2 separate regions of the Homo sapiens genome follow, and region 1 is linked to region 2. Evidence: chromatin loops called from intact Hi-C (ENCODE). Cell type or tissue: natural killer cell. All regions are shown on one strand. Links, peaks and the distances in the headings refer to the core of each region. The heading gives the core; the rest is flanking DNA.

Region 1 (15,689 bases), core at 8,239-10,738, 330 kb after region 2:
GTATATTAGTTTCCTGTAGCTGCCATAACAGATTACCACTGACTTGCTGGCTTAAAACAACATAAATGTATTCCCTCACAGTTCTGGAGGCCAGAAGTTCCACATCAGTTTCACCGGGTCAAAATCAAGGTGTCAGCAGGGCCGTGCTACCTCCAAAGGCTCTAGGGGAGAATCTGTTCCTTGCCTCTTCCAGCTTTTGGTGGCTGTCGGCATTCCTTGTCTTGTAGTCACATCACTCCAGTCTCCGCCTCCATGGTCTCCTCTTTTGTTTGTGTCAAATCTCCCTCTGCCTCTTACTTAGATGCATATTTGTGATGGCATTTAGGGTCCACCTGGGTAATCCACAGTAAGTTCCCCATCTCAAGATCCTAAATCAGATCTGCAAAGATCCTTTTTCTAAATGAGATAACATGCACAGCATTTGGGGATAATTTTTCAGCCTACTACACATGGTAATTATTTTCAGCATAAAGGAAATGACTATGCCACAACTTGCTTTGATTGACATAAGAGGCCCTGAAGCTTTTTCCGTATTTATCCATACAGAGGTGCTTTACTCTTTTTAACTGCTGCATAATATTTCACAATGTAAATGTGCCATGATTTCTTTACTCATCCTTCATCCTTTTTATTATAACAAACAATATTGCACTGAACATCCAATACATGCAGCTCTTGGAAAGAATCTAAAAATTTCTACAGAGGAGATGCCAAGAGAGGAAGTTGTTGGGCCCCACTCCTTCTCATTGCCCTTACCCTTTCATCATATATAAGTTACTATCTCCTTTAATCCTCACAACAACCTAGAGAAATGAGAATTATATAATTCCTATTTTACAACTGAGAAAACAGAAAGGTCCAGAGTGCCAATGTTTGCCCACGGCCATATAGCTGGCAAGAATACCAACATTTTAAACTAACACTGAAAGGGGAAATGGCCATGGACAAGTTGGCTTGGTTTTTTTTTTTTTCTTCTACAATGAAAAATGTGTTGAATTCCTAATATGTATTCTCAAAGTATTGGATACCACCAGGGTAAAATAAATCATCTTTTGCAAATGTTTCAAGAAGACAGACTGTTTTGATCCTTCTTTCAGCCTCACTTGGCTTCAGAAAACCTGGGGAAAGTTGGCAGTTGTGCAGTTGTGCAGAGAGAAAAGTTCAAAACGGCCATGAGCAGATGTCCCAGGGAGGGCCACCCAAGTAAAGCTTTGGGAAAAGAAAAGCAGCTTTGATCAGACTGAAAAAAAACATCATCTGAAGAGAAATATTCAGCTGAATAATAAAGAGTACATTAGAGAAAACATAAGGGGGATGATGCAGAATCTACTACAAAGTTTGCTGGTGAGACCCAAACTGACCCTGCCATTGCAGACATGCCGGGGGGCGGCCCCACCTCCTCCCCTCAATTCTAACCATCGAAATTACACACCCTGTCTTTTCTGCCCTGCAATGTTCATGGCAGGAGGGAAAGAGAAATGGAGTTACCTTCACTGTGTGGTTCTACAGCTACTCTCTTTCTCCTTCCTTGTCAAGCCCCTACCTCTCAACCCTTCACCAATACCCCTCCTTAATTCCTCAGAGAAGATGCCCATGGGCTTAACAGTCCCATCCACCCACAGTTGCGGAGAAGGAGCAGTGAAAACAGGGGGGTAGCTAGAGAAATAGACACACAGGTTTTGTTGAAGACACCTCTGAGTTCTGCTTCTGCCCTTCTGAGCTGCGTTACAATAGGCAAGTCACACAACCTCTCTGCCCTGTTTCCTCAGCTATAAAATGGGGAGAAAGAGATATCTTCTCCCTCCAGGAGTTGGCACAATAAATAAATGAGTCAAAGTATGTAAAAGGCCCACTACATGGTTGGGTATATTTACATGAGTGGTGGGATCCGGGATTTTCTGTCCCCACTTCTGGATACAGTCTACCTTTCAGGGGTCTGAAAATACTCCTCTTCCTGGGTTTTGGCTCATCGTAAAGTCAGAGTAAAAATGGGGATATTTGGGAGCATAACAGAAGGTAGAGACAGAAAGAGAAGCTCTTTCATTGTAAAACCACAAGCGTCAGCCAGGAGGAAGCCACCTGGGCAGTGAGAAAGTTCTCACTGTCTGCTGAAGCTGCCTCCCAAGATAACCAGGATGGAACAGGAAAGAATTTATTGGCCTTTTAAAATCACGTGGAAAGGTGAGGAGGGAAAGGGTGGGAGCCAGAAGGGAAGTATGTCAGGGAGTTAAAGGAGAAGACAGATTCTGACAAGAATGGGGTTGGGGCTGCCTAGCAATTGTGGGAAGGGAAGCCAGGAGAGTTCTGCCTGAAGGAGCCCAGCCCACTGAGAAGCTGGGGAACTGTGCGGGGCAGGGGACAGGAACCACCACCAAACTCCCTGCCATTGCCTCCACAAGGGTAGAAACAGCTCTCAACCGGGAAGTGCAGCTCTCAGCCATGAAGTTCTAACCATCAAGGGCAGTGTCCTTAATAGCATTATTTGTTTACAATTCTGGGTTCCCCACCTTACCATGGTTGCACTGCAGATGCAGTCTACTTCCCTGCCTACTCTGTGGCTTTGGCCATGTGACTTGCTTTTGCTACCAGGATATGAGTGGATATAACATACACCATGTCCTACTGGAGGCTTTAAATGTGTTTGTGTGGTTTGGCTTGCCTCCTTGCAAATCTGTCCTCACCGTGAGAAGAGCTTGCCCCAGGTGAAGCATCTGGAACAAACCTGAACTCAACCTCCAGCCTGGAGCCAACCCAGCCATGCTCACCAGGCCCAGCCTACCCAACTCCTATTACCAAAATATAGGCATATGTTTTGGTTAGCTATTGAGACTGAGGCTATTTGTTATGCAACATTATTGCAGCAAAACCCAACTAATACACACCTTTTGGTGGCATCTCTTGGGCTCAATGTGTGCCCTCGGTCAGATAACAGGCAGGCAGGTTAGCAATGAAGCCTAGCACCCCTCCCTCAGTTAATAAGAGTGTAGTGCTGTCTCTACAAATGGGGCTTAGGCTGTGATGAGGATGATGGTGCAACCCAGTCACAGACTTATCTCTTGAACCAGTTTCCCCAGTAAGATGGTATGGAGGGAGCCTTCTGTCAAATGGAGGTCTTTTAAGAAGGACTTTTCTGAAAACGTTGAATACAAATGGACTTTGCACAGAGACAGCTTGAGAAACAGGAACGCTTGGAGGAAAGGACCGTACTTAGAGTTTACAGTTCGTACTGTAATAGGCAGCAGGAGATTTTCCTCATTTCTGTAGGGAAAGGAACACTCTTCTTTGGGGAAATCCAATCAGGATCTTGCCTGACAGTTTGGCACTAGATCTCCACTCCCCAGACTGCCTCTATGCCCTGCACCACTCTACACCCTGACACCTCCACTGCCTACAAATATGACTGCAGTTGGCTGGCTGCACAGGGACCAGCTGGCAAAGACAGAGGCTAAGTCATCTTTCCTCAACTACCAGACATCAAAAAAGGATGACAAAAATTTGGTCCTCCACCAAACTGCCATGGGCAATGGGATAACATGCTGGGCAGGGAAGATGGAGAGAAGACAGATCACATGCTCTTCTCCCCACCCAAACAGACAAAATCACAAAGCACTTGTAAAGTGTTTTTTAAGAGTTTTCTGGGTGGGAGAAGGGGTAGAGGGAAGCCATGTGATGGGGTGTGTGTGTGTGTGTGTGTGTGTGTGTGTGTTAAAAACGGAATTTGGGTCTAACTCTGGAGTCATCACTAAAGGTGTGACAACCCCTTAGTTTCTGTTCCCCGACCTTTGCCCCTTTCTAAACAGCCACCCTGCCTGATTCATCACTACTTAGGCTCTGAGTTAAACTGGCAAAGATTTGGGAATTTGGAGTTTCTGTTCCATTTCTTAAAGTGCAGTTTGTCACAACAAAACTATGGCTGGGGTGAAAGGGAATATATGAGCAGACTTTTTCAGAGGGCTGGATTAAAACCACATGTCCCAGTCCTAGGAGGAACTCAGCAGGCAACCCTGCTTTCCTTGATTTCCCAAAGTCAGACCCCAGGCAGGCAGAGCTGAACCGGCCTCTAGGGCAAAGGCAACAGGCACAACCTCCCTCTCCAGTCAGATATGCTGGGTCCTGAGAGGCTGGGCTGTTTGCTCCACTGTGGGCAGAATAACAGGCAGCCTGTCTCCAAAGCTACCACCAGGCCAGGCTCCCTTGCTCAGCTCCATCAGAGGGCTTTGATTTTTCCTTACACATCAGCAACTTCAAGACAAGAGCGGACTTTTGCCCCTGTAATTTCTGGCTCAGCCAATTCCAGGAAAAAGAAAGAAAACCAAAAGAATGATAACTAACATTGATTCAGCATTCACTACATGTCTGAGACTGCTTGAAAACCTTACTTATAATTTAATCCTCATGCCCGTCTTATGAGATACGTACTACTGTTATCATCCTTATTTTACAGGTCAAGAAAACAATGCATAAAGAATCAGAGAGGCCCAAGGCTCACACTGCTGACAAGGGCAGCACCAAGGCACGAACCCAGGCAGTCTGGCTTCAGAGCTAGCTGACCTAGTTGCTGTGCCACCCCAGGAAGAAGCTGCCACGTAAAGCCCCTGCTCCAGCCCTAATTCCAAAAGACTGCACTGGGTCTTGGGGTGGGCCTTCTCTCAAAGGGGGCTTATCTGTTCAGGACTGATCAGTTTATCCACAAGTGAGGCTTGAATGAGGTCAAAGGCAGGTTGCAACCTTTTTCTATCAGGACAAATTGAGGAAAAATAAAAATATTTTTAGGTTAAATGTTTTTCATTCAAAATGAAAACAGCTTTGTTATGTCTCTTGTCCTCCTTTATTCTTTGAGAAATAGAAGAATATCAATGAGAAAAATTCCACCATTTGATATACTGCAAGCTGGGCATATTTGAGAGGTAGCATCAGAAGCAGCTTACTAATAATCTGTTATCCTTAAATTAGTCTAAGGCTTGATGGCTAAAACAGGCAGGTTCTATGCCTCCCGCTTATTCCACAACCAGATGGTGCCCCAGTCCCATGTCAAGAATTATCCAGACTATCAGCCAGGAAATTGAAAACATCTGACTTGTGAGGTGACTATAGCAGATCCCCAAAAAAATGACCACTTATTGAGCACATGCCATGCGCCAGGAACTCTCAAAATCCTACAACATATGTGCTAATATGATAATGTTACAATGGTAGAAATTCAGATTACTGGCAGGCAAGATTTAAATTTTCCAATAGCCCATGTACTTCTCACTTCACAAACAAGGATGAGGGAAGAATCCACAGTCTCGGGATAAAGATGTGAGTATAGGAGGGTGCTAAGCATGGGGAAGAAATCTGGGATTTTGCTGCGATTTTTGCTGTCTCATTCAACAACTTCCCGTAACTTCACACAGCCCTTCCATATGACTAAATACAGCCACTTCCCGTGACCTCAAGCAGCCCTTCCTGTGACTTCATACGGCCACTTCCAGTGACTTCACACAGCCCTTCCTGTGACATCACACTGAATCTTCCTGTGACTTAACACTACTTCTTCCCGTGACTTCCCACCTTCCTGTGGCTTCACCCTGGCCCTTCCTGTGGCTTCGCACTGGCCCTTCCTGTGGCTTCACACAGTCCCTTCTTGTGACTTCCCACAGCCTCTTCCTGTGACTTCACACTATCCCTCCCTGAGACTTCTCCTTGCCCTTCCCTGTGGCTTCAGACGGCCCCCTGTGGCTTCACGCTGCCCCTTCCTGTGGCTTCACACAGCCCCTTCTTGTGACTTCACACAGCCTCATCCTGTGACTTCACACTGCCTTTTTCTGTGACTTCACACTGCCCCTCCCTGTGACTTCCCATTGCCCCTTCCTGTGGCTTCACACTGCCCCTTCCTGTGATTTCCCACTACCCCTTCCTCCCTTCCTGTGACTTCCTACTGCCCCTTCCTGTGGCTTCACAGGGCCCCTTCCTGTAGCTTGACACAGCCCCTGTGACCCCACACTAGCCCTTACTGTGAACTCACACAGCCCTTTCTTGTGACTTCACACAGCCCCTTCCTATGACTTCACACTGCCCCTTCCCATGACTTCCCACTGCCCCTTCCTATGACTTCACACTGCCCCTTCCCGTGACTTCCCACTGCCCCTTCCTATGACTTCACACTGCCCCTTCCTGTGACTTCACACTGCCTCTACCTGTGACTTCACATTGCCCCTTCCTGTGACCTCACACTGCCAATTCATGTGATTTCACACTATCCCTCCCTGTGACTTCACACTACCCTTCCTGTGACCTAACACTGCCCCTTCCTGTGACTTCACACTGCCTCTGTGACTTCACACTGCCTCTATCTGTGATTTCACACTGCCCCTTCCTGAGACCTCACAATGCCACTTCATGTGACTTCACAATGCCCCTTCCTGTGGCTTCACACAACACTTCCTGTGACTTTACATGGTCCTGTCCTGTGACCTAACAGCCCCTTCCAGTGGCTTCACACAGACCCTTCCTGTGAAATCACACAGCCCCTTTCTGGGACTTCACACAGCCCCTTCCTGGGACTTCACACAGCCCCTTCATGGGATTTTACACTGCACCTTCCTGTGACTTCCCACTGCCCATTCCTGTGGCTTCACATAGCCCCTTCCTATGACTGCCTATGGCCCCTTCCTGTGACATTCCACTGCCCCTTCCTGTAACTTCCCACCGTCCCTTCCTGTGGCTTCACACAGACTCTTCCTGTGACTTCACATAGCCACTTCCTGTGACTTCCCACTGCCGCTTCCTATGACTTCACTCAGCCACTTGCTGTGGCTTCCCACTTCCCCTTCCTGTGACTTCCCATGGCCCATTCCAGTGGCTTCAAACAGCCCCTTCCTGGGACCTCACACAGCCCCTTCCTGTGAACTCTCACAGCCCCTTCCAGTGGCTTCACACAGCCCTTCCCTGTGACCTCACACAGCCCCTTCCTGACGCTTCACAAAGCCCCTTCCTGGGGCTTCACATTGCCCCTTCCTGTGACTTTACACTGCCCTTCCTGTCATGTCACACTGCTCCTTCCTGTGGCTTCACACAGCCTCTACCTGTGTCTTCACAGGGACACTTCTGGCATGTTCACACTGCCTCTGCCTGTGGCTTCACACAGCCTGTTTCCCTGTCATCACAGCCCCTACCTATGGCTTCACACAGCCTGTTTCCCTGTCATCACAGCCCCTTCCTGTGTCCTCACACTTCCCCTTCTTGTGGCTTCACACAGCCTCTACCTGAGACTTCACACTGCCCCTTCCTATGACTTCACACTGCCTCTTCCTGTAACGTCACACAGCCACTTCCTGTGACTTCCTATGCCCCTTCCCGGGGCTTCACACAGCCCCTTCCTGTGACCTCACATTGCCACTTCTGCCCTCACACAGCCCCTTTCTGTGACTTCACAGAGCCCCTCCCTGTGACTTCACACTGGCCCTCCATGTGACTTCCCAAACCCCATCCTGTGGCTTCACACAGACCCTTCCTGTGGCTTCACACAGACCCTTCCTGTGGCTTTACACTGCCCCTTCCTTTGGCTTCACACTGCCCCTCCCTGTGGCTTTACACTGCCTCTTCCTGTGACTTCACAGTGCCCCTTCCTGTGGCATCACACAGCCTCTTCCTGTGGCTTCACACTGCCCTGCCCCTCCCTGTTACTTCACACTGCCCTGCCCCTTCCTGTGACTTAACACTGCCCCTTTCTGTGGCTACACATGGCCCCTTGCTGTGGCCTCACACAGCACCTCCCTGCCTGTGGCTTCACACTGCCTCTACCTGTGACTTCCCACTGCCCCTTCCTGTGGCTTCACACAGCCCCTTTCAGTGACTTCACACACCCGCTTCCTGTGACTTCCTACTTTCCTTCCTGTGACTTTGCACAGCCCCTTCCTGTGGCCTCACACAGCCCCTTTCTTGTGACTTCACACTGTACCTTCCTATGGCTTCACACTGCCCCTTCCTGTGGCTTCACACTGCCCCTTCCTGTGACTTCACACTGCCCCTTTCTGTGTCTTCACACAGCCAGAGATCCTGTGACTTCACACAGCCCCTACCTGTGACTTCTCACTGCCCCTTCCTATCACTTCACACCGCCCCTTCCTGTGACTTCACACTGCCCCTTCCTGTGACCTCACAAGCCCCTTACAGTGGCTTCACACAGCCCCTTCCTGTGGCTTCCCACAGCCCCTTCCTGAGAATTCGCACTGCTCCTTCCTGTGACTTCCCACTGCCCCTTCCTGTGATGTCATACTGCCCCTCCCTGTTATTTCACACCACCCTGCCCCTTTCTGTGACTTCCCACAGCCCCTTCCTGTGACTTCACACTGCCCCTACCTGTGATGTCACAGAGCCCCTTCCTGTGGCTTCACACTGCCCCTCCTAGTGGCTTCACACAGCCACTTCCTGTGACTTCACCCAGCCCCTTTCTGTGACTTCTCACTGTCCCTTCCTGTGGCTTCACACAGTCCCTTCCTGTGACCTCAAATTCCCACTTCCTGTGACCACACAAGCCCCTTCCAGTAGCTTCACACTGCCCATTCCCAGGGCGTAAAACAGCCTCTTCCTGTGATTTCACAGTGCCTCTTCCTTTGGCTTCACACAGCCCCTTCCTATGACTTCCCATTGGCCTTTCCTGTAGCTTCACACCACCGCTTCCAGTGACTTCACATTGCCCATTCCTGTGATATCAAAGTGCCCTTTCCTGTGGCTTCACACAGAACCCTGCCTGTGACTTCATACCACGCCTTCCTATGACTTCATACTGTCTCTTCCTGTGACTTCACATGGCCACTTCTTGTGACTTCCCATAGCCACTCATTCTGACTTCCCACTGTCCCATACTGCGACTTCACAAAGCCACTTCCTGTGACTCCCTGCAGCCCCTTCCTGCAACTTCCCACAGCCACTTCCTGTGACTTCCCAATGCCCCTTCCTGTGGCTGCACAATGCCCCTCCTTTTGGCTTCACACTACCCTCCCTGTGGCTTCACACTGCCTCTTCCTGTGACGTCACACTGCCCCTTCTGTGGCTTCAGACTGCCCCTTCTTGTGGCTTCACACTGGCCTTTCCTGTGACTTCACACAGCTTCTTCCTCTGACTTCACACCATCCCTTCCTTTGACATCCCACTGCCTCTTCCTGTGACTTCAGACAGCCCCTTCCCATGACTTCACACTCCTTCTTCCCGTGACTTCTCACTGACCCTGCCTGTGGCTTCACACAGCACCTTCCTGTGACTACCCCCTGTCCCTACCTGTGACTTCACACAGCCCCTTCCTGTGACTTCACACTGTGCCTTCCTGTGGTTTAACACTCCCCCTTCCTGTGGCTTCACACAGCCCCTTCCTGTGACTTCCTACTGCCCCTTCCTGTGGCTTCACACAGTCCCTTCCTGTGGCATCACACCACCTCTTCCTGTGACTTCACACTACCCCTTCCTGCCGCTTTTCAAAGCCCCATTCTGTGGCTTCACACAGCCCCTTCCTGTGGCTTCACATTACCCTTCCTGTGACTTCACACTGCCTCTTCCTGTGACTTCCAACAGCCACTTCTTGTGACTTCCCACTGCCCCTTCCTGTGGTTTCACAAAGCCCCTGCCTGTGAACTCACACTGCCACTTCCTCTGACCTCACCTAGCCCCTTTGTGTGAGTTCATACAGCCACTTCCTGTGACTTCACGTAGCCCCATCCAGTGGCTTTACCCAGTTCCTTCCTGTGATATCACACTACCCTGTCCTGTGACTTCCCACAGCCCCTTCCTGTGACTTCACACAGCACCTTCCTGTAACTTCCCACTGCACATTCTGGTGGCCTCACACTGCCCCTTTCTGTGACTTCCCACTGTCCCTTCCTGTTGCTTCACACTGCCACTTCTTTGGCTTCACAATACCCCTCCCTGTGGCTTCACAATGCCTGTTCCTGTGACTACCCACTGCCTCTTCCTGTGGCTTCACACAGCCCCTTCCTGTGACTTGACACAGCCCCTTGCTGTTACTTCCCACTGCACCTTCTTGTAACTTCCTACTGCCCATTCCTGTGGCCTCACACTGCCCCTTCCTGTGACTTCACAGCACCCCTTGCTGTGGTTTCACACGGCCCCTTCCTTTGACTTCACACTGCCTCTGTGACTTCTCACTGCCCCTTCCTGTGGATTCACAGAGCCTCTACCTGCGATTTCACACTGCCCATTCCTGTGGCTTCACATTGCCTCTTCCTGTGACTTCCCACAGCCACTCCCTGTGACTTCTCACTGCCCCTTCCAGTGACTTCACACAGCCCCTTCCTGTGACCTCATACTGCCCCTTCCTGTGACTTCACACTGCCCCTTTCAGTGGCTTCACACACTCCTTCTTGTGACTTTCCACTGCCCCTTCCTGTGACTTCCCTCTGCCCCTCCCTGTGACTTCCCACAGCTCATTCCCGTGATTTCCCATGCCCCTTCCTGTGGCTTCACAAAGCCCCTTCTGTAACTTCACACTGCCTCTTCCTGTGATTCACACAGCCCCTTCCTGTGGCTTCACACTGCTTCTTCCTGTGGCCTCACACAACCCCCCTTTCTCTGACTTCACATAGCCCCTTCCTGTGACCCCATTGCCCCTTCCTGTGACTTCACACTGCCCCTTCCTGTGGCTACACACAGCTCCTTCCTGTGGCCTCACACTGCCTGTGGCTCCACACTGCCCTTCCCTGTGACTTCACATAGCCCCTTCATGTGACTTTCCACTTCCCTTCCTGTGACTTCACACAGCTCCTTCCTGTGGCCTCACACTGCCTGTGGCTCCACACTGCCCTTCCCTGTGACTTCACATATCCCCTTCATGTGACTTTCCACTTCCCTTCCTGTGACTTCACACAGCTCCTTCCTGTGGCCTCACACTGCCTGTGGCTCCACACTGCCCTTCCCTGTGACTTCACATAGCCCCTTCATGTGACTTTCCACTTCCCTTCCTGTGACTTCACACAGCCCCTTTCATGTGACTTCACACTGTGCCTTCCTGTGGCTTCACACTGCCCCTTCCTGTGGCTTAACAGAGCCACTTCCTGTAAGTTCACCCTGCCCCTACTTGTGACATCACACAGCCCCTTCCTGTGGCTTCACACTGTCCCATTCAGTGGCTTCACACTGCCCCTTCCAGTGGCTTCACACAGCTACTTCCAGTGGCTTCACACAGCCCCTTCCTGTGACCTCACACTGCCCCTTCCTGTGACCTCAGAAGCCCCTTCCAGTGGCTTCAAACAGCCCCTTTCTATGGCTTCCCACAGCCTCTTCCTGTGACTTCCCTCTGCCCCTTCCTGTGACTTTCCACAGTCCCTTTTTGTGACTTCCCACTGCTCCTTCCTGTGACTTCCCATTCCCCTTCCTGTGGCTTCACACAGCCCCTGCCTATGGCTCAACACTGTCCCTTCCTTTGGCCTCACATTGCCCCTTCCTTTGGCTTCACACTGTCCCTGTTACTTCACACAGCCCCTTTATTTGGCTTCACACTGCTCCTTCCTTTGGCTTCACACTGCCGCTTCCTGTGACTTCACACTGCCCTTTTATCTGGCTTCACACTACCCCTTCCTATGACTTCACACAGCCCCTTCCTTGGCTTCACACAGCCCCTTCCTAACGTCACACTGCCTCTTCCTGTGGCTTCATACTGACCCTGTGGCTTCACACAGCCTCCTCCTGTGACTTCACACAGCCCCTTCCCTTGGCTTCACACAGTTCCTTCCTGTGATGTCACGTAGCCCCTTTCTCTGGCTCCACACAGCCCCTTCCTGTGACTTCACATAATTTCTTCTTATGACATCTTCCAGCCCCTTCCTATTGTTTCACACTGCTCCTTCCTGTGACTTCACTCTGCTTCTTCCTGTGACTTCACATTGTCCCTTTCTGTGACTTCACACAGCCATTTCCCATGGCTTCACACAGCCTTGACTTGCTGCAATTCAGTGTGTGCTAAATCCTAGAAGCCAGCCCTGCCTTGTAAATGACAGCCCACACAGTGGGTTCTTACATACAGAAAAAGGTTCCTATTTGCAATAAAAATCTCTTGTGATCTCCTAACCATTTTTTTTTTTTTTTTTTTTGAGATGGAGTCTCACTCTGTCGCCAGGCTGGAGTGCAGTGGTGCGACCTCGGCTCACTGCAACCTCTGCCCTCCAGGTTCAAGTGATTCTCCTGCCTCAGCCTCTCAAGTAGCTGGGACTACAGGCGCACGCCACCACACCCAGCTAATTTTTATATTTTTAGTAGAGACAGGGTTTCACCATGTTGGCCAGGATGATCTTGATCTCCTGACCTCGTGATCTGCCCACCTCGGCCTCCCAAAGTGTTGGGATTACAGGCGTGAGTCACCATGCCTGGCCCATTTCTTAATCTGCCTAAGCAAATGCCCTCTTGGCACATTTGAAGAAAACTATTTTGAACAGTTAAAAACACTATAGATATTTTACCTTAATGGATTTGTTGGTGGGTGGAGAGGGGGGAGTTGGGGAAGGTAAGAGGCTAAAGGTCCATGGCAGGGTGCAATTTGAAATTCCTCTGAGGCTCAGATCTGAATCTCATTTACTTCAAGCAAATATGGTAGGAGGAGCCATCCATGTGTCCATGGCTGTCTGCCCAGGTTCTGCTGCTTAGCTTCCATAGCATAACATCAGGGATATTGTAATCTTATTATGTGATGGAAACTTCCTTGGAGAACAAATGGCAATAGCTAGTGCTGGGGAAGGAATGAAAACCAAAAGAAGCCTTAGAAAATGATGGTTCTCAGTTGGGATGGGTGTGGGGAGGAAGTGGTACACAGGGAGACAAGACCTAGAAAATATTAGCTTTTAAAGCAAGAAAGAAAGGAATGTCAAACTTAGAGATGGCAGAAATCTATAATCCAAATGAATTCTCCACCCTCATGAAATACGAAAAGCAATTCAAAAAATCGTTTCAGCAAAGGCCTCAGCCAAGGTAAAAATTATTTTTCAAGGACAGTGATAGAAATTGAAAATTTAACTCTTGCAGCCCACTCTACTGTATTTCATGGGAGAATATAAAATGCTATAATGGTGTTTCTCAAATTCGGGGATTTGAGAAAGCCTCAAGAACTAGGCTTTCTTGAGAAGCCCTGAAAGCATTAGGGTTCTACTGAAGAGTATGGCCTAGCAGGAAGAAGGCTCTGGCTGGGTAATATCTGAGTACGAGTTCACCTTTTCAGACTCCCTCCTTCACCAGAGTGGTTTCTGTTATTGTAGGTACTGAGTTGCTATATATAACGGCCTGGAACCCAACATGTGACTGGTAGACAACAGGGAGTGAAGGATACTGGGAAAGGCATATGATGTTAGGCACGTACTTTGGAGACCCTCAGGGAACCAGTGTGGGAATCCAGAGCACCCTGGGGCAGGAGGCAGCTTCCTCCAAAGGAACAGTGTAGGGGTGAGGTTGCTCCCCAGAAAAATTGTGCTGCATTACAATTTTATCCTTCTATTCTGACCTCCCCTAATGCCAAGCACTGGACCAAGAAATAAGGACACCAGTGCGAAGAAGGCTTGGCCCCTGCCCCCCAGCAACTCACTGTCTCAAGTGAAAAGGTAATGATATAATAATTTCCCTCATGCCAATTCTGGCAAATCTAGCCTTGCCTACGTTCAGGCCACTTATCTTTCCAAACTTGTGGGACAGGGCTGGTGAAGCATGGAATGCTGGACAGCAGTTCTGGGTGCCACCACCTGAGGTCTCCACCAACATCTGATGACACCATGAGTTTGTTACATGTTTTTCACTGTTATGGCTAGAAGGATGTTGCCTCCAGATATTCTCACAATGACTCTAACAGGTAGGAAGGAAATATCATACCATTTTATGGCTGAGGAACTCGAAAAAGAGACTTCAAAATTTGCTCAAGGTGACACACCATCTAAGTAGAAGAGCTGAGATTCCAACTCTGGCCTCCAGCCTGCAGAGACCAAGCCCTTCCCAGCACACAGGAGCCAGTTCTGGCCCTGGGGACTTCAGGGCACATGGGGGAAAGAATTAGCTCAGGCCATCAGGGGTTTATCCAGAAGCATTTTCAATGCGCCCAGATAACCTGGGGGAAGCAGTGCTAGCAGAAGGATTTTAAAGACCTGAGAAATACCTGGATCCGTCTCTTCATTACATTGGCTGGGGTTCCTGATACCAGCTGAGACATGGGAGATGATGAGTTGTGTTATCTTTCAACAAATACTTACACTCACTTCAGAAAGGCAACATCTAGAAGGATGCGCTGAAGGATACACAGGAGCTGGACTCTCTAGGTCCAACCCCCCAGCTTTGCCCTAATAAGCATATATCTTCACATCAATTTCTGCATCTGAAAAATGAGTATGAAAATGGTTCCTCCCTCAAAGAGTTGCTGTGAGGATTCAACATATTTTAATGTATATAAAGTGCTGAGAACAGAGCCTTGCATACATTTTTATAGTTATTACTTAGCATTATCATTAAATCTCATGATTATTAAATCTCCAAGGTACTTGGGAACTCCAGCACCTCCTTTAAGTTACTGCCCCATGCCGCACTCTCTCCATCTGTGGATGGGCTGGTAACAGTTACAGTCACAGCATTCTGAACACTGGCAAACCATAACTGAGAGGAAAGCGTGTGAAGAGGTTTCAGGGACTGATACCAACGTGCCTCCTCAGAGCCACCACTTGCTCAAGTGACCAAAAGAGTGACCTCTGACTCCCTGCTCTGCTGCTCCTAAGTGCAGTTGACTTCTAAAGCATGGCTGCTCTGTACACACCTGTAGAGTCCTGGTGAGGGCGAAAGCATTCCTGGGCAGATGCCTGGCAGCAGGAAAGCAGGGCTCAGACACAAAATACCTCTTAGAAGACTGGCACTTGAGAAGGTTAAAACAAAGCTATAGTTGAAATCTGAGATGGAAAAATTAAATCTTTCCTTTTTCCTTCAGTGAGTCTATCAGATAGGAAGCCTGTACACTGAATGGGAAATAAAGAGGCCTTGCAGTGGGGATGCTCATGAGGCATTTCCTGACAACCGTGGGCATAGAGCTCCTTCCAGCCAGGTGACCTCCGGCTTCAGAGGACTAGGAAGGAGGCAGGCAGCCACGTCTGGGGGTGCACGTGGCACCATGGAGGCGTGGAGGTCCTCCCTCGAGAGACTCCAGAACACCAACTGTAGCCAGCATTGTTGAGCATCTCCCATGCCAGACCCTGTGCCAGGTACCTGATAAGACAGTTCCTCTACTTCCTGCAACCTCCCTGGAAGGGAGGTATCATTCCTCACATTGGGAAGCTGAGGAAACTGAGGCATAGACAGCTTATGTCAGTTTCTTACAGCCTCATAGCTAAGTGGCAGAGTTAGACTCAAACCCAGGTCTAGCTAACTCCATCAGTTTATTAGCCGGAGTTTTGACCCTGCTATTATAGAAGCCTAAAAGAATAAGAGTTGTTTCTCCACCTGCCTTTCTTCTCCAAGCAAGCAAGCAAGCAAGCAAACCCGGAGAGCTGGAAGCCATCCTCTTCCTGCCCCAGGATAGAATAAAAAGGCCTTTGCTTTAAAAGCCAACCAAGGCTCCTAAAGGTAAATTGAGCTGGGCTGTCTGACTGATATCAGGTCACCTAGGTGAGGACAGGCTTGGAGCCAGACAATTTGATTTAGAAAAGTAATGCTGTTGTTCAGCTAAAAATGGTAGACTAAGC
Region 2 (15,689 bases), core at 7,810-10,309:
GGGGTTTCACCATGTTGGCCAGGCTGGTCTTGAACTCCTGACCTCATGATCCGCCAACCGTGGCCTCCCGAAGTTCTGGGATTACAGGCATGAGCCACCATGCCCGGCCAGATGACTCTGATTATTTTGAGGTATGTTCCTTCGATACCTAGTTTATTGAGAGAGTTGAACATGAAAGCATGTTGAATTTTGTTGAAAGCCTTTTCTGCATCTATTGAGATAATCATGTGGTCTCTGTCTTTATTTCTGCTTATGTGATGAGTCACATTTATTGAGTTGCATATGTTGAACCAACCTTGAATTCTGGGGATGAAGCCTACTTGATCATGGTGGATAAGCTTTTTGATGTGCTGCTGGATTTGGCTTGCCAGCATTTTGTTGAGGATTTTTGCATCAATGTTCATCAAGGATATTGGCCTGAAGTTTTCTTGAGTCTCTGCTAGTTTTTGTTATCAGGATGATGCTGGCCTCAAAGAATGAGCTAGGAAGGAGTCCTTCCTCCTCAATTTTTAAGAATAGTTTTAGTAAGAATGGTGCCAGCTCATCTTTGTACATCTGCTAGAATTTGGCTGTGAATCTGTCTGGTCCTGAGCTTTTTGGGGGTGGTAGGCTATTTATTACTGATTCAATTTCAGAGCTCATTATTGGTCTGTTCAGGGATTGTTTTTTCCTGGTTCAGTCTCAGGAGGGTGTATGTATGTATTGAGAAATTTATCCATTTCTTCTAGATTTTCTAGTTTGTGTGCATAGAGGTGTTCATAATATTCTCTGATGGTTATCTGCATTTCAGCGGGGTCAGTGGTAATATCCTCTTTGTTGTTTCTAATTATGTGTATTTGGATTGTCTCTCTTTTGCTCTTTATTAGTCTAGCTAGCAGTCTATTTTATTAATGTTTCCAAAGAAACAATGCCTGGATTCGATCTTTTGAATGGTTTTTCGTGTCTCAATCTCCTTCAGTTCAGCTCTGATTTTGGTTATTTCTTGTCTTCTGGTAGCTTTCTTAATTTCTGCCTAAATTTCATTATTATTTATCCAAAAGTCATTCAGGAGCAGGTTATTTAATTTCCATGTATAATCTTATGGTTTTGAACAATTTTCTTAGTCTTGATTTCTAATTTTATTGCACCATGGTCCAAGAGAGTCATTGGTATGTTTTCACTTCTTTTGCATTTGCTGACGATTGTTTTATGTCCAACTGTGTGATCAATTTTAGAGTATGTGCCATGTGGCAATGAATTTTAAAACAACAGCAGAGCATCAAACTTAGTGTGGGACTCTTCTAAGTGTGGTGCCCCCCAAATGAGTATAAAGGTCACATACACACATGAAGCCAGCTCTGCCAGCAGGACATTGACTCAGTCTTGTTTCCACCTTCATGCTGGTGTTCCCCTTAGTGACTGTTTCTACCAGTGGCCCCACCCTAACCCCCACTCTTTTCATCTTCTAATCCAGAAACCTTGGAGTCCTTGTAAAAGGATAAAGGAATCAAGAAGCAAAATGAATGCTGTCTCAGCAAAGTCCACTGCTACCTCCTGTGGCTCACACAGGGACCTCCAGATGATTGGAGCCCTGCTCACACTCTTCAGTTCTCCACTCTCTGCATTCTTCCTCCCTGCTTCGCCCTTCTTCGAATTCCCTGACCCTGATAGCGGTGCTGTGCAGACACATCACCACCTCTGATCCATCAACTTGTGCTAATTTAAATCACCATTTTCTTCTCCAAGGGCATTATGAACTGGCAAGAACCACGATTCATTTTTTTCTCTTCTGACGACTTGCCAATCTGTAACACCTTGCTCAGAGTGAGGTGTCCAGCAAGTGCTTAGTCCTGGATTCAGACGTCCTGAAAAATATGACTCTCTCCCTGGTAGTCACAATGTCCTTAGGCCCTAATAGCTCAAAAAGGGCTACATCCTATTTCCCCTTCTCATCTGTCTCTCCCCAGATCCCAGAAGTCTGAGAAACCTCGTCCCTGCTGAGCAGCTGTAGGGGGCAGAAGGGCCATGGATTGATAACCACCCGAAGTGTGACATCTCCTGTGTTTGGCCTGTTCAAGGACTAGCAAGGAGGTTATTGCAGCCAGAGCTGAATGAGCAAGTTGAGAGGAGCAGATGTGATAACTGGGGCAGAGGACACACTAGGGCCTTGTGGGCCACCACACAAGGATTAAACTTTTAAATCTGAGATGGAAAGCCATGGAAGGATTTTGAGCAGGGGAGTGACCCACTATTTAGACTGCTGTTTCTGGCCAGGATAGAATTAGAGGAATTTGATTGACCCTCTTGCCTTAAACAACTAGGAAACCAAACAAAATATATGGAGCAATAGTTTCCAGACATTGAGCAACAGACAGCATAGGGCTGTCACCCCGAGAGAAGGGAGGCAAATGAGGTGAGCCCTGAGTTGAATGCCCCAGCTCACTGCCCAAAGGCAGTTGCCAGAACACAGAGAGGGAAAGCCCAAATAGTCTGGTTGAGTTGAGCAGGTAGTTTGAAGTTCAAGATCAATGTGCAGGGCAGAGAGGAGGGAGCTGCACAGATAGTGAGCAAGCTCCAAAAGAAAATCTGTGGTCTTTGGTTGAGTACTGATCAGTACTTATGAGAAAACTACCTGAGGCTGGAGAAAGAACCACTGGAAAGCAGCAGGCTGAACAATGCTCAGAACTTACCCAAGGCTGGTAATAGTTCATGTTCCTACCAGCCAGAGTAGAAAAGCCTCAATAGAGTCCCTAGAGAGGTATTGCCTCAGTAGTGGGCCAAATTAGCCCTAGACTGAAGACTGCTCAGGATCTGCCCTAACAGTTTAAAAGTGAGACATGAAGGATCCAATGATTTTAAATAACTGCAGTCCAAAATGAAATCCAATACTTCTCACACGAATACAAAAAATTCCAGCATTCAACAATGCAAAATTCAGTGTCCAGCATTGCAATAAAAATGAATCAAGAATTTTTATACCCAATGATAATATCTTTCATAAAGGAAAAGTAATTTTTCAAAACAAAAGCTGACAGAATGTAATGCCAGCAGATCTGCATTATATGAAATGTTAAAGAATGTTCTACAGGCAGAAGGAAAACCAAACTGTGGATCTACACAAAGAAATGAAGAGTGCTGCAAATGACAAATATGTAGCTAAAATACTCCCCCCCCCCCTGTTTAATCCCTTAAAAACTAGTTAAAACAATATTTATACATATACAAAAATAAAATGTATGACAACAGTAGTATAAGGAACAGGAAGAGGAAAATAGAGGCATACAGTTGTAAGGTTTTTATATTCTACATGAAGTGATATATTAAGATAGACTGTGATATAATAAAATACATGTATTGCAAATCTTATAGCACCCCCTGAAAAACAAGAGTTACAGCCAATAAGCCAATAGCGGAGATAAAATGGAGTAACAAAAGGTGCTCAGTTAAACCAAAACAAGGTAGCAAAAGAGGGAAAAAGAACAGACGAGACAAATAGAAAACTAGGTAGGTTTAAACTCAACCATATTGACAATTACACTAAATGTAATACATCTAAACCCTCAATCAAAGACAGACATTTGCTGATGGGATAAGAAAGCAAGCTCGAACTATATGATATCTGCAAAAAACAAACTTTAAACATAAAGACACAATAGGTTAACAGTAAAGAATGGAAAAAGATATATTCTCACAAGTCAAAAAAAAGCTGGAGTTACTGTATCACTATCACACAAAGTAGATTTCAGAACAAATAGTTTACCAGTCATAAAGAAGGAACATTTCATGAGGAAAGGGATCAATTCATTGATATGACGTAACAATCTTAAATGCTTATGTACCAAACAACAGAGCTTCAAATTTTCTAAAATAACACTGCTAGAACTAAAAGGAGAAATAGACAAATCCACAACTATAGTTGGAGATTTCAACACTCCTCTCTCAATAATTGAGACAGAAAATCAGTAAGAATATAGAAAACTTGAACATTATCAACCAACTTGAACGAACTGACATGTATAGGACACTCCACCAATAGCACTTTCCAAGCACTCAGGAAACATTCACCAAGATAGGTCGTATGTTGGGCCATAAAACAAGTTTCAGTAATTTCAAAAGATTTAAACTATAGAAAGCATGCACTGATAAAAATAGAATTAAACTAAAAATTATAGAAACCTATGTGGGAAAACCCCAAATATTTGGAAACTAAACACGTTTCAAAACATGGTATGATTTAGCCTTTAAAATGATCTCTCATACTGCTAAGTGGAAAATAAATGAGAAAGACAAGGGCAAATGCAGGGAAACCCTTTAAGAGGCATTTACAGTTGAGTGTCATGGACTAGAGTGGTAGTGGTGGTGGCAATGAGAAGGAGTCAACTGTGAAAGGCAAGTTAAGATTTGCTCATAAACTGAATGTTGGGATGAAAAAGTGGATGACACCAAGATTTTCAGCTTGAATGAAACTATTGAAGGCTAGGAGTTGATATTTATTAAGATGGGTGCGCTAGTAAAAGGATTTGAGGGGAAAGATTAGGGGTTTTGAACTTGTAAAAATTGAGATGCTGTAGACACACAGACACATCCAAGAAGAAAAGTCAAATAGATAGTTGAAATCCAGTGTTCCCAGGGTATGTGGGCTAAATATATTTTGGGCTTCTATCAGCATATAGATACTAGACTAACTGAGATCAGGAGTCACTGCAGATAGAGCAGGGGTCCAGAATTGAACATTGGGACATTCCAAATTTAGAGGTTGGAAGAATGAGGAAGGACCAGTGGACATGAAGAGCAGCAAGGCAGAAGTGAGATACTGAAAGATGGGAAGTTCATAAGGAAGAAAGTGAGCAATTCATCAAATTCTAACATGGGATTGAAAATTGATCACAGGAAGTGGTTGCATGAGGCTGGAGTAAAGGGAGTTGCGGACAAGGTAAAGTATGCCAAAGGGCACAAGATTTCTTTGGCGGGCGGGGGGGGGTTGTAAAAGTCAATTATGGTAATGGTTGTGAGAACTGAGTAAGAGTAGCTGACCTTGGAATCACAGTAACAGGAGGAAGGGCAGAGCATGTGAATGTGTATGAAGGAAGGGAGGAAGGCAGAGGTGGGAACTTGTGGCAGTTCTCATTGCTTCCCTTTATTCAATTAGGCAGCATGGTGACCAGCAGAGTGAGGAAAGGAGATGAAATAGAGAAATAAAGTAAGTATACTTAATGGGCACCCTGGCCCCACCTATGATTTGTAGCCATGAGTTTAAACATAATAATGACTGTACTTTTTCAGCCAAATCTGGTGGTGCAGGCACAGGGCATGGAGAAGGCTGGGTCTAACTGAGGTGGGATCACACAAAGCTACACTCATGAGAAGCAATACAACACAGGACACGGTTTATATTGCTGAACACCAATATGTCACTTTATTATTTGGATTTTTTTTCCCATTTGTCACATACCTGTCAATGTTTACACAATGAGGGAAATCAACCAGCATTGGAAGCAACTGACCAAATCAGTTGATAATTCTGTACCCTCTTAACACACATCAATTTTCACTTGGTAGGGATTATCTTTAATTCGGTCTCACAGCTATTCTTAAAATTGGTGTCAAGATTGTCACATCTTTAAATACAGATAGAATTGCCAGAAGTACATAATTATATATATATACACACATACAGAAAAATACAAGACTGTTTTTCCACAATATTTAATTTATACACTACTGTAACTATATGCAACTTTTGAAGACAGGTTAAGGGGTACAAGTAACTGTTTAGAGCAAGTAAGTAGTTTGGTCCAATATTATCTTAATGTAATGGTTTTTCGCTCCCTCCCTTTTATGTGACGACATACTATGACATACAAAACATGCACAATCATTCACTTATAAACAAAGGAGTAAGACACCACTCAGACTGACATTTGTATACCCCAAGGGTCAACCACACAACTAATAAGGCTATAATACAGCTATGCAGCATAAATGGTCAACACTGCTGATCCTAAAGTGAGCACCATATATACATCTGAATATAAAAAACCATTGAAACCAAACACATATGGGTTAGTTAAAAGGTGCCATTCCAAGGCTATACATAATCACAGGAAAAAGTATTTACACTGCTTGGAAAACAGCTGCAACAAAGAGTTTATTGCCAATGCCCTTTATAAACTTCTCTCCTATGTTTAATACAGATGTTACGCTCACTATCTATGTGAACCACACATCTTATTTCTGGCCCTTTATAAGATCCCTGCTCAAGAATTTCAAGCAAATATGTTCTATGGCTTCACCCACACATCTATTCTCATAGCTTTCAAATTATAAATATCACAATGAACTAGAGCTGTAGCTTAAAACATCTAGCCTAGGTCTAGAAAGTAAAATAAGTATTTTAAGTATCATTTTTACTTAGTTTAGTAAGTATACTGTGAAATTCAGAGTTCTGAGTAAAATATATTTATCCTAAAGTAGCAGAGTCAGTGTGTACTTGAAGAAACAGTGACCACAGCAATGCAGTTCTTTGGTGATGTGCCCACTCTCTGAATTACAGGACCAGATGCGTCTCAGTCCGTCACCTCAGACACATGACTCGGGGCTGAAGAGTGGGGAAGGGCCCTGGGTCCCAGCCACATGCTATCACCAATGTTGCTAAGCACTGCTTTTAAGACTCCCAGGGCACTGCATGAAAAAACAGCAACTGGCCCCTTCCATAATCAGCAATTTGCAATATACAGTGTCCTACAAGATAGAATGCCACAACAGATGATTATCTGGTCAAAAACAGTCTTTGTACAGGAATAGGTTAAAGCAAGAGTTCTTTGATTATTGTTTTGGCAGAAAAAGGCAAAGTGAAAAACAATTCCAGAAAAAAAAGTTACGAAGCAGGCTTTGTGCATTTTTGTTTGCTGTATGTGTGAATTTTACCCTTTTATGTATATTTTTTCATCAGCCAATTTCAAAGCTAGCTGAGCCAAAGGATATAACTGAATGAAAATAACAAAAGAGATAATCTAATTACCAAACTCCTAAAAACCAAATTCCAGTAGGTTTTAATTCATGGGGTTTTGACTTTGCCAACATTTGTGTGCACCTTCTGTACTAGGCCCTATAGTTCTTCTATCTACATGGAAATCCTGCAGTGTGCCCTACAGGAAGGAATTTACACAGAGCATCTTTTTGTTCTGTTAGACAGACATACACTCTCTAAGTAGAGTTAAGACATCATCACTTCATCACATTACAAAATAAGATTGTCTGCTTGTAATTTATCACTACAGGGGAAGCTGCCTTATAAATCTAAGTACTTTATCTCACCTATTACAAAAACAAGGAAATCTTTTTCAGTTAAATTTTCAGAGCCCAAACTTTGTTTTTACACTATAGCTTAAGACAAACAGGTGTGGGTATGTTCAACTGTGGTTTAAGGTTCTCAGTGCAGACACTCACTGTCCTCTGCTCTGCACGGGCCATGGACAGCTGGGCGGCACAAGGTCGCTAGCTGGCTCCAGGCCTGTGGGCATCACAACGTTATTGCTTTGGTTCTGTCTCAGACACCAGAGAGTGTGTCTCAGAGCCTAGGGTTTCCACATCACAGAAGGTCAGGACAGGAATTCAGATTTTTCACAAAGAAAAGCATTTTTTCTCTCTCTAGGTTAAGTGCAGAACAACAAATTTCTAAGTGCTCCATTTATAAGAGGTTCCAGATATATATCTTGATTTAATCCTGATCATCCACATTAAAATTATGAATGTAAAAATTACATAATAGGCTTTTCGGCTGGGAAAGAAAAGTGTCTAGCAGCATGCACAAAGACCATGCATTGTCACATCATCAGGCGAACAAATGGAAAGGTAATAAATAATTGCTCCTAACGCCCACTTTAAAATAGTAAAACCAAATGGAACAGTGAAGTGAGCCGGTCTTCACTGCTCTGAGCAGGAAGCGTGCTAGCGGCCAGATGGGGCCACAGTCAGATGACATGGCAACAGCTGGCTGGGCTGGATGCGCACAGCAGCCCCTCCTTAGGGTTCCGCTGGATGTTCACAGAGATGGTCTTTTCGCACAGAGGTAGCTGCAGCACGTTATTTTTCAGGTTCTTGCTCTTTATCCGTTCCAATTCAGTGGTGGTATCTGCCATGTGGTCAGAGAAAAACTTTATGCCGCCCACTGCAGGGACCTGCCCTGCATTCCCTGTGGAGCTAATGCACATTTTCCACGTAGATTTCTCTTGGACTTTCACACTGGAAAATGACAAGCCATTCTGTGGATCAATAATGTACTTGGTGCTCCCATGAAGCTGGGAGCCGAGGCAGAGGCTCATGAGTTTGAGGCTCTCAACGAGCTCCCCAGCACTGCGAGAGGCCAGCTGCATGGAGTTGCTGGGGCCGGCACAGCGGCGTGTGGTACCCGATGTATTGGTGGGGTTGCCACCCGAGCCGCTGGAGGGACTGCCCCCACCAGCATTGTTCTCACTGGGGCTGGCCTTGTCCACCCCTCCACTGGCATTGCTTGGCTTGCTCTGGCCCCCGCCATCCCCCTCACTGCCAGGGGGCCCCTCGCTGCTATCCCGTCGGTGCCAGGAGTAGGTGAACCCGCTATCTTTATCGAGCCGCCGCCGGCTTTCAGAATCATCATCACTGGTCTCCGAACTACTGCAGCTGGAGCCCCGGCCCTGACTTTTCCTCCGGTGGTAGCGTTTGTGAACTGTACCTGGAGAAGCTATATTCATCTTTAACCTGCTCAACTTGGGAGGCAGATTCTCATCCATGTCAAACTCATCGTCAGATTCCCCTTCCTCAAAGATCTGGTTGAGGACGGGCGCACTCTTCCTGGATGTCAGGCGGTTGGTTACAGATGGCTTCCGGCGCAAAACCACTTGTGTTGAGAGGGACATGGGTTTCTTGTCCTCCTCATCTTCCTCTTCATCTTCTTCCACCCTGAACAGACACTTCCGCCCACTGGCTGTGGGTTTTAAGCTTGCGGGTGGCACCGTAGAGAGTGCTGGTCCAGCCAACTCAGGGAGGTCATCTTTCTTAGCTGAGTCACACAGGCCTTTGCTCCTGTGGCCATTGAGGACACTGTCAGCAGCCCGAGCAGGAGACTGAGGGACAGTCGCGTGGGACAAAGGAGTGGCCGTGAGGTCATCCTCAAGGTCCTGGGGTACATCAATTTTGGTTGGCCATGACTGCCTATGTAACAGATAGATTGGGGGGAAAAAAGCCATATAATCATTATGCAGATGATAGTAAAGTACATCACAATGAACTTACTGGGACAAAATCTACAGACTTAAAGAAAAAAGCAGCAGCCTTGCAAACCCATTCAACATCCTGTAAACATCAGCAAGGCCACCAGAAGGGCAAATGTGGTTTTGAAACATGGTTCAGTTTGTGGCTTATTGGCCAAGTGAAAACTTCATCACAGGTGTCAGAAAAGAAAATAGGGCAAAGAGCTACTCCATCTTTTCTATACAAAAGCTTTATACTAAACATTTTTTAGAAGCCCATGGAGGTTATTGGCAAAGCAAAACCTGAACACCACGTCTTGTTTCTTTGGTTCTTAGATCACATAAAGGTATATTACTACAAATAAAATTCACCTGAAATTTCCAGGGCTCCTGATTTTACCATGGGGTAAGAACTTGGTGTTTATAAAATGAAATGGAAACAGTTTAATGGATCTGAATTTTAAAAAAGTTATAACACGTATACATCATACAAAAACATATAAAAATCTCTTCTCCAATTAAAAAAAACTAAGTTAAATATAAATATCTGGCTTTTGAGACAGGGTCTCACTCTTTGTTATTCAGGCTGGAGTGCAAGGGCATGAATGCAGCTCACTACAGCCTTGACCCCCTGGGATATCAAGCAACCCTCCCACTTCAGCCTCTCGAATAGCTGGGACTATAGGCGCACACCACCGTGCCAGCCTTAAATAAGTATATTTTTAAATGCCCATACAAGAGTAGTGAATAACAAAATTCACCATTATTTAAACTTTCATTTTATCTCCCAACCTGGAGCTGGAGTTGCCAAAGTAACAAGAATACTGCTTGGTACCCAAAGAAGATGAATTTTTTAAATGAGGCTCTCTAGCTGCTATTCTGAATAAACGTCTCTGAACTGTCAACTATCCTCTCTCCCCAGGGGGGTATAGTCATATAGTTATAATAATAAAGCAGGAACAAAATTTTACCAGTGGCCACTGTATGTGGAATATCTACTAGACTTGCTATGTGCAAGTTTTCTTTTGTTTTGCACAGGTTCCCCTTTAATAAAATAAACCTGTCATTAAAAAAAAATTTAAATTTGAAGCTAAGAAGCAGTATTCTCTGAAGTGGTCATAACCGAACAATGACTAACACTGTGTGGCCACGTCCTGCTTATGGGTTAACTTCTTGGTTTTCCATTCCAGAACTATCTGGGTGCAGTCTATGAGATGCCTACCCTGCTATCTGGCTCCTCCCTAGAGAGTTCCAACAGTGCTGTCCTCGGCTCTACAGGGCAGGCTGGAGGAAGAGTCTCCGGAGTCTGCAGACAGGCCCCGGACACAGTCAGTCCTAAGAGTTCTCAATTAGAAATAATTCTAAATGCCTAGGCCCTTCTCTCAGACCTCATGTTCTTCCATACGAATGTACTGGGGCAGCCCTACAATTATTCATATTTTTAACAAAGTTAGTGCTACTATATCTGAAACAGAATCTGTTCTAGAATTTAAGAAACCTTAAGCTACTTGATTTGACAACTCCCAATACCACACCACCTCACTGCTGCAGGATCCTATCTGTACCAACACCACTCCTTTCAGCTAAGCCACATCTTATACCTACATTCTTGAGATGGCATCTGGGACTTCATTCTCTAGTGGAGTCCCTGTGTTCTCCCTCAATTCCAGGTCTAGGACCCTGCCCCTGGACTCCAGAACCTGCAGGCCAAATCCCTGTTTCTTTCTGCCTACCGAACTGCTTGTGAAGACACCCAGCCCGGCTAGGAGACTGGATATCAGTCTCCTGTTAACCACTCATCTCAACTGGCCTGTCACAAATTCTTCCAGACTACCCACTGGCCACAGAGCATGTATCTGTTCTCTGTGGCTGTGGTTCTCACTGGCCTGACCCTTCTTCCTCCATCCCTGCCCAGCTAGTTGCCATTTTAAATACAGTCTCCTGACTCAGTCCAGGTTTCTACCTCCTAGGTCATTCTGACCACAAGGCATACCCAGCAATGGAACCAAGGGAGGTCCAGGGTCTTGTCGATAACGTTACAGTGACAACAAAGAGAAGGCAAGTCAGGAGACACTGCCACTGCCAGTGGGCCCTGTGCCATAGAAAAAAAGGTGCTCATAGCTTCTCCACTTCAGAGTCTCCATGACAGCAAAAGGAAAACAGTTCAGAAAGCTCTGGTATTTTTAAATTTTTTTTATTTTTAATTTTTATAGAGACAGGGTCTATGTTGCCCAGGCTAGTCATGAACTCCTGGGCTCAAAGGATCTTCCCACCTTGGCCTCCCAAAGGGTTGAACCACTGTGCCTGGCCTACTATTTCTTTATAGCTAATGTTGGTCTCACATATACAATCAGCTTTAGACTGAGTTCTGGTATGTTTCACTGAATAGAAGAGAGTTCAAATCTAAATATTCTCTTCCAGAAGCCTGGTGGTAGCTCCAGTCTCGGTGCACCTGGCGAGTAGTGATGATCTGCCTTGGGGTTACTCTTTCTTGCCAGGGAGCTCAGGTCAGGACTAGGTTGACCGTAACCTCTGAGCATCAGTCTCTGGTTTATCTCATCCCCAAGAATTTCCTCACTCCCTGGGTTCAGTCCTCTTCTAAGCAGACACTAGACAGTGTGCCTAGTTTTTATTACAGAGGAATGCATCCAAGATATGAATAAAGTTACTAAATTCATGTTCTAGTTAAACTAGACTTCTAAATCTTTACTGTTTGGCAAGCTGGGAATGTTTTCCTCCCCCTACTCTGCCATTCCACCCAAGCAACAAAGTTCACATGGCGAGCCAACTGCAAGTAACTTAAAATCGAAATGGCTTTCTTAATCTTTTACAATCATAATATTATTATTCACAATAATATTCACACACATATATTCATAAATACTTGGAGGTACACACAGATTTACTCAGAATCAGCAGCACTCTTCTGTTTTCGAACTACAGTTCCATGGGTTACTTTATCTGAGTGCATAAACTCGAAATAAATTTCATGATGATAATGAAAAAAGTAAGCCCTTTCCATGCTTTGATTTTAAGTGGAAAGTTACTCTGGCAGAAAAGCAAAGTGGGAAGGCTGGGGGAGAGGAGGAGGAGGAGAGAGGGGGTTAGAAAAGGCTTGGGGAGCAGCACGTTCATGACTTTATTGAAGACAATGGTGGTAAAATATTCCCAGCAGTGATGGCAAACACACAAAGCCCTGGTTCTAAGTGCTTTACATATATTAATTCATCATTCCTCTCCACAACCCCATGAGGTAAATAGCATTGTTACTTTTGTTTTACAGATCGGGTAGCTAAGTCATAGAGAGGTTAAGCAACCTCCCAAGGTCAAGCAGCTAAGAAATCAACTAGCTAATGTTGACTATCCAATCCCGGAAATCCTGAGAGAACACTGTGGCATAGCAATACTCTATTTAGTTTTAAAAATTACTTCAAATAACTGAGGGAAAATTCAGCCTTGTTCCTAGAATGAAAAACTAAAGAAAATAACAGATTAATACATGTTGGATTTGGAAGAATTTAATGAAAATAACTAGCAAGACACTCTGGCTTGAGGCTGCTTCTCCAAACATGTTTTCCTGACCATGCCAACAGACACAGCCCCGGTCCCCACTGAGCCCAGAAGGGGACGGCATCCCTGGTGACGAGGGAACCCAGACCCTCATGTACACCTGAAGAGCCCGTGTGTGGCCTCTCCAATGAGGCCGTCATCACTGTTTGTACTCTCTTGCCCCAAAGAGTTAGGAAGCATTAAAAAAAAAAAAAAAAGTTCGCTATTTCAAAACGTTAAACTTACTAAAATCAGTGAAGATTTTTTTCTCACCTAAACTGGGCCTTGATATTGCTCGGGCTTGCAGATCTGGTCTGTATTTCTTTCTCTTGCTTTTCTCTCAGGATCCTTTCAGCCAGCAGGAAGTATGTGGCTGTGATATGGTTATACCTGTTGGTTTCCAGGGCTCTGAGGAAAACAAGGTGAGAGCAAACGTCAGCCATATCAGGAGGTTTTTTTACAAGAAGCAGAATTGATTTTTAAAAGTACAAGCAAGTTAAATTCAATGGCTGGAATCTTTAAAATTATGCAAAAAATGCAAACCAGAAAAAAACCAAACTAGTAGTTATTTAGGTCACTCAAAGTTCTAAAAACAACTGCATAAAAATGTTCATATTTTTATGAAGATTTTTCGTAAATGAGAGAAAAATCCAAAATGCCAACAGCAGCTGAGTTAGACGTCAGTTTTAGACACATAAGATAAGTGCACGCATTATTCAAAATTTGAATTTGTGTGTACAGTGTTTGTATTTGTTCAGGTGGTTTACTTGCTTCCACTAGAAGTACATGAAGACGAAGTCTGTGTTACATGAATGTGCACTGAAGTACTAATATCAGTCAGAAAACTTAGCAAATGTTTTTATTTTCATACTCCCTCTGCATTTACTGGCAATTTAGGCACTACAGAATTATTAAAGAAATTGAAAGCATGTCACCATCAATTGCTTTGAATAAAATCAATGTAGTCATTGATCCGTTTAAAAAGTAATGTTCACCGAGTACCTAGTCTGGCTAGACACGGTGCTGGGACACAAGGCCCACCAAGGCCCACAGCCCTGCCCACTCTCTTGTAGCTGACCTGTCACAGGACATACATACTAGGAGTGTGCTTTGGCTTTGGCGGATTCCACAAGGCCAGGAAATACGTAACTACGTTTTCAGAAACTTTCTGTAGTTACTGAAAATACTCACACAATGAACACTTAGGAAAGAAGCAAGAGACACCATTTTTCAAAATGTACACTGGGGTCACAACTAATGGGGGCAGGGCAGGCTGAGGCATGAGATTACAAAGGAAGTATCCAAGGTGAAATTCAAGGGTAGAATGACTTATTAGTTTCTTCAGCCAAGTACTAAATACAGGAGTTGGCTTGGGTTTGGAAATGTATTGTGAGAGAAAGGTGTGTGTTGGAACTCAGGAGTCACCCTCAGAACAAGCAGCTTCTCATGATGTGAGCAGCAAGCACGGAGTGAGGCTAGCTGAGAGGACAGCAAGACGCTCACCCAGCTATCGGGAAACCAACAAACTGGCAAACTGGAGTCACCTGAACCATTTAAATTGCACTACCTTTTGGATTTATAATTGAATTTATATTAAGTAGTTCTAGATGACACTACTACATGTATATATGTATTTATTTAAGCTAAGAACGTAAGGCCAATTCAGAGAGATACAAACAGCCTTTTACCCACTCAAAAGTGAAAAATCATTTTCTACACATTCCAAAAGTCAGTGTCTGTAGCAGAAACAGCAAGTGTCCCGTCTCCACCACATGTTTAGGTCATTTAAGTAGCTGTGAGTCAATACTGTAAAGAACCATAATACATTTGGAAACTTATAGAAAATTGTGCTTAAACCAAAATTAAGAACCTGGGTTTATTTTTATAAACCTTTCTTTCCAGTAATGTAAAACACTCTAAAGTGTCCTTTATACAGACACTGCCCTTCTCAGGGATCAGAGCCTCCCAGTGGGCATGTGTGTGGCACGAAGACACACAGCAGGGGTCTGCAGGTCCAGCCAACAGGCTTCTCTTCCCCGAAGTCAGGGAACTGGATCAAATCCTGAAAGGGCCCTCCTGATGGGAGCCCCTTTTTTGCCTCCTAGAGCATACTCTCTTTCGAACATACCCAACTGTTTCATTCAACAAATTAAATAACTTCTGACCTTTAATTTGTGGAAATATTCCTTGTTTTTACAGTCAGGACCTCTTATAGAAATTAATCATTATCAGAAAAAAGCAAATGCCTCTTTCCTCTGTATTATCTTTGATTCCAAACTGTTTATTAAAATCTGGCTTTGGGGCTGGGCACAGTGGCTCACACCTGTAATCCCAGCACTTTGGGAGGCCAAGGCGGGCGGATCACGAGGTCAGGAGATCGAGACCATCCTGGCTAACACAGTGAAACTCCGTCTCTACTAAAAAATAGAAAAAATTAGCCGGGCGTGGTTGCAGGCACCTGTAGTCCCAGCTACTTGGGAGGCTGAGGCAGGAGAATGGCGTGAACCCGGGAGGCGGAGCTTGCAGTGAGCCAAGATTGTGCCACTGCACTCCAGCCTGAGCGACAGAGCGAGACTCCATCTCAAAAAAAAAAAACAAAAACAAAAAAACAACTGGCTTTGGTTTTAAAGGATGTAATTAACAACTTGTATAACTTGCAGGCTCCAGGTGGCTGCAGCAGGGGCTCTCAAGGGCCAGATAATAAATATTTCAGGCTTTGTAGGCCAAGTGGTCTCTCCCACAACCACTCTGCCATTATAGCACAGTGCAACCACTGACAATACTTAAATGAATGGGCATGGCTGTGGCCCAATAAAACTTCACTTATAAAAATGTGTGGCCAGCAGCATTTACCAACTCCTGACTTAGAGGACTCTAGGCAGGTGGTACTGTTCTCCCTATCACTGTGGGGACCGGCAGGAGACAGAGGAA

What was found. Peaks named below come from ENCODE experiments on the same cell type or tissue, not always from the same donor. Only the 100,000 strongest peaks of a DNase experiment are listed, where the experiment ranks them.
Region 1: a loop joins it to region 2, with 23 times the contacts of the local background. A loop is called at or near these places in 2 of 110 quality-filtered maps.

The regions. Positions count from the first base shown.
Region 1 is chr3:43,007,775-43,023,463 of GRCh38, reverse strand. The region is part of intron 1 of GASK1A (golgi associated kinase 1A); the gene reads right to left. Among named protein-coding and RNA genes, the nearest start is that of GASK1A, 36 kb to the right of the region's middle. In natural killer cell, for the core only: no CTCF peak of the experiment used is centred there; DNase peaks (open chromatin) are centred at 8,323, 9,513, 10,193 and 10,343; H3K27ac peaks cover 2,500 bases.
Region 2 is chr3:43,340,821-43,356,509 of GRCh38, reverse strand. It overlaps SNRK (SNF related kinase), which reads right to left. Exons shown (of 7, transcript NM_017719.5): 6 at 13,032-13,166; 7 at 5,367-9,171. The coding sequence ends at 7,953. SNRK-AS1 (SNRK antisense RNA 1) reads left to right here and starts at 4,548. Exons shown (of 3, transcript NR_046757.1): 1 at 4,548-4,912; 2 at 5,129-5,179; 3 at 6,533-9,591. In natural killer cell, for the core only: no CTCF peak of the experiment used is centred there; DNase peaks (open chromatin) are centred at 8,899 and 9,349; H3K27ac peaks cover 2,500 bases.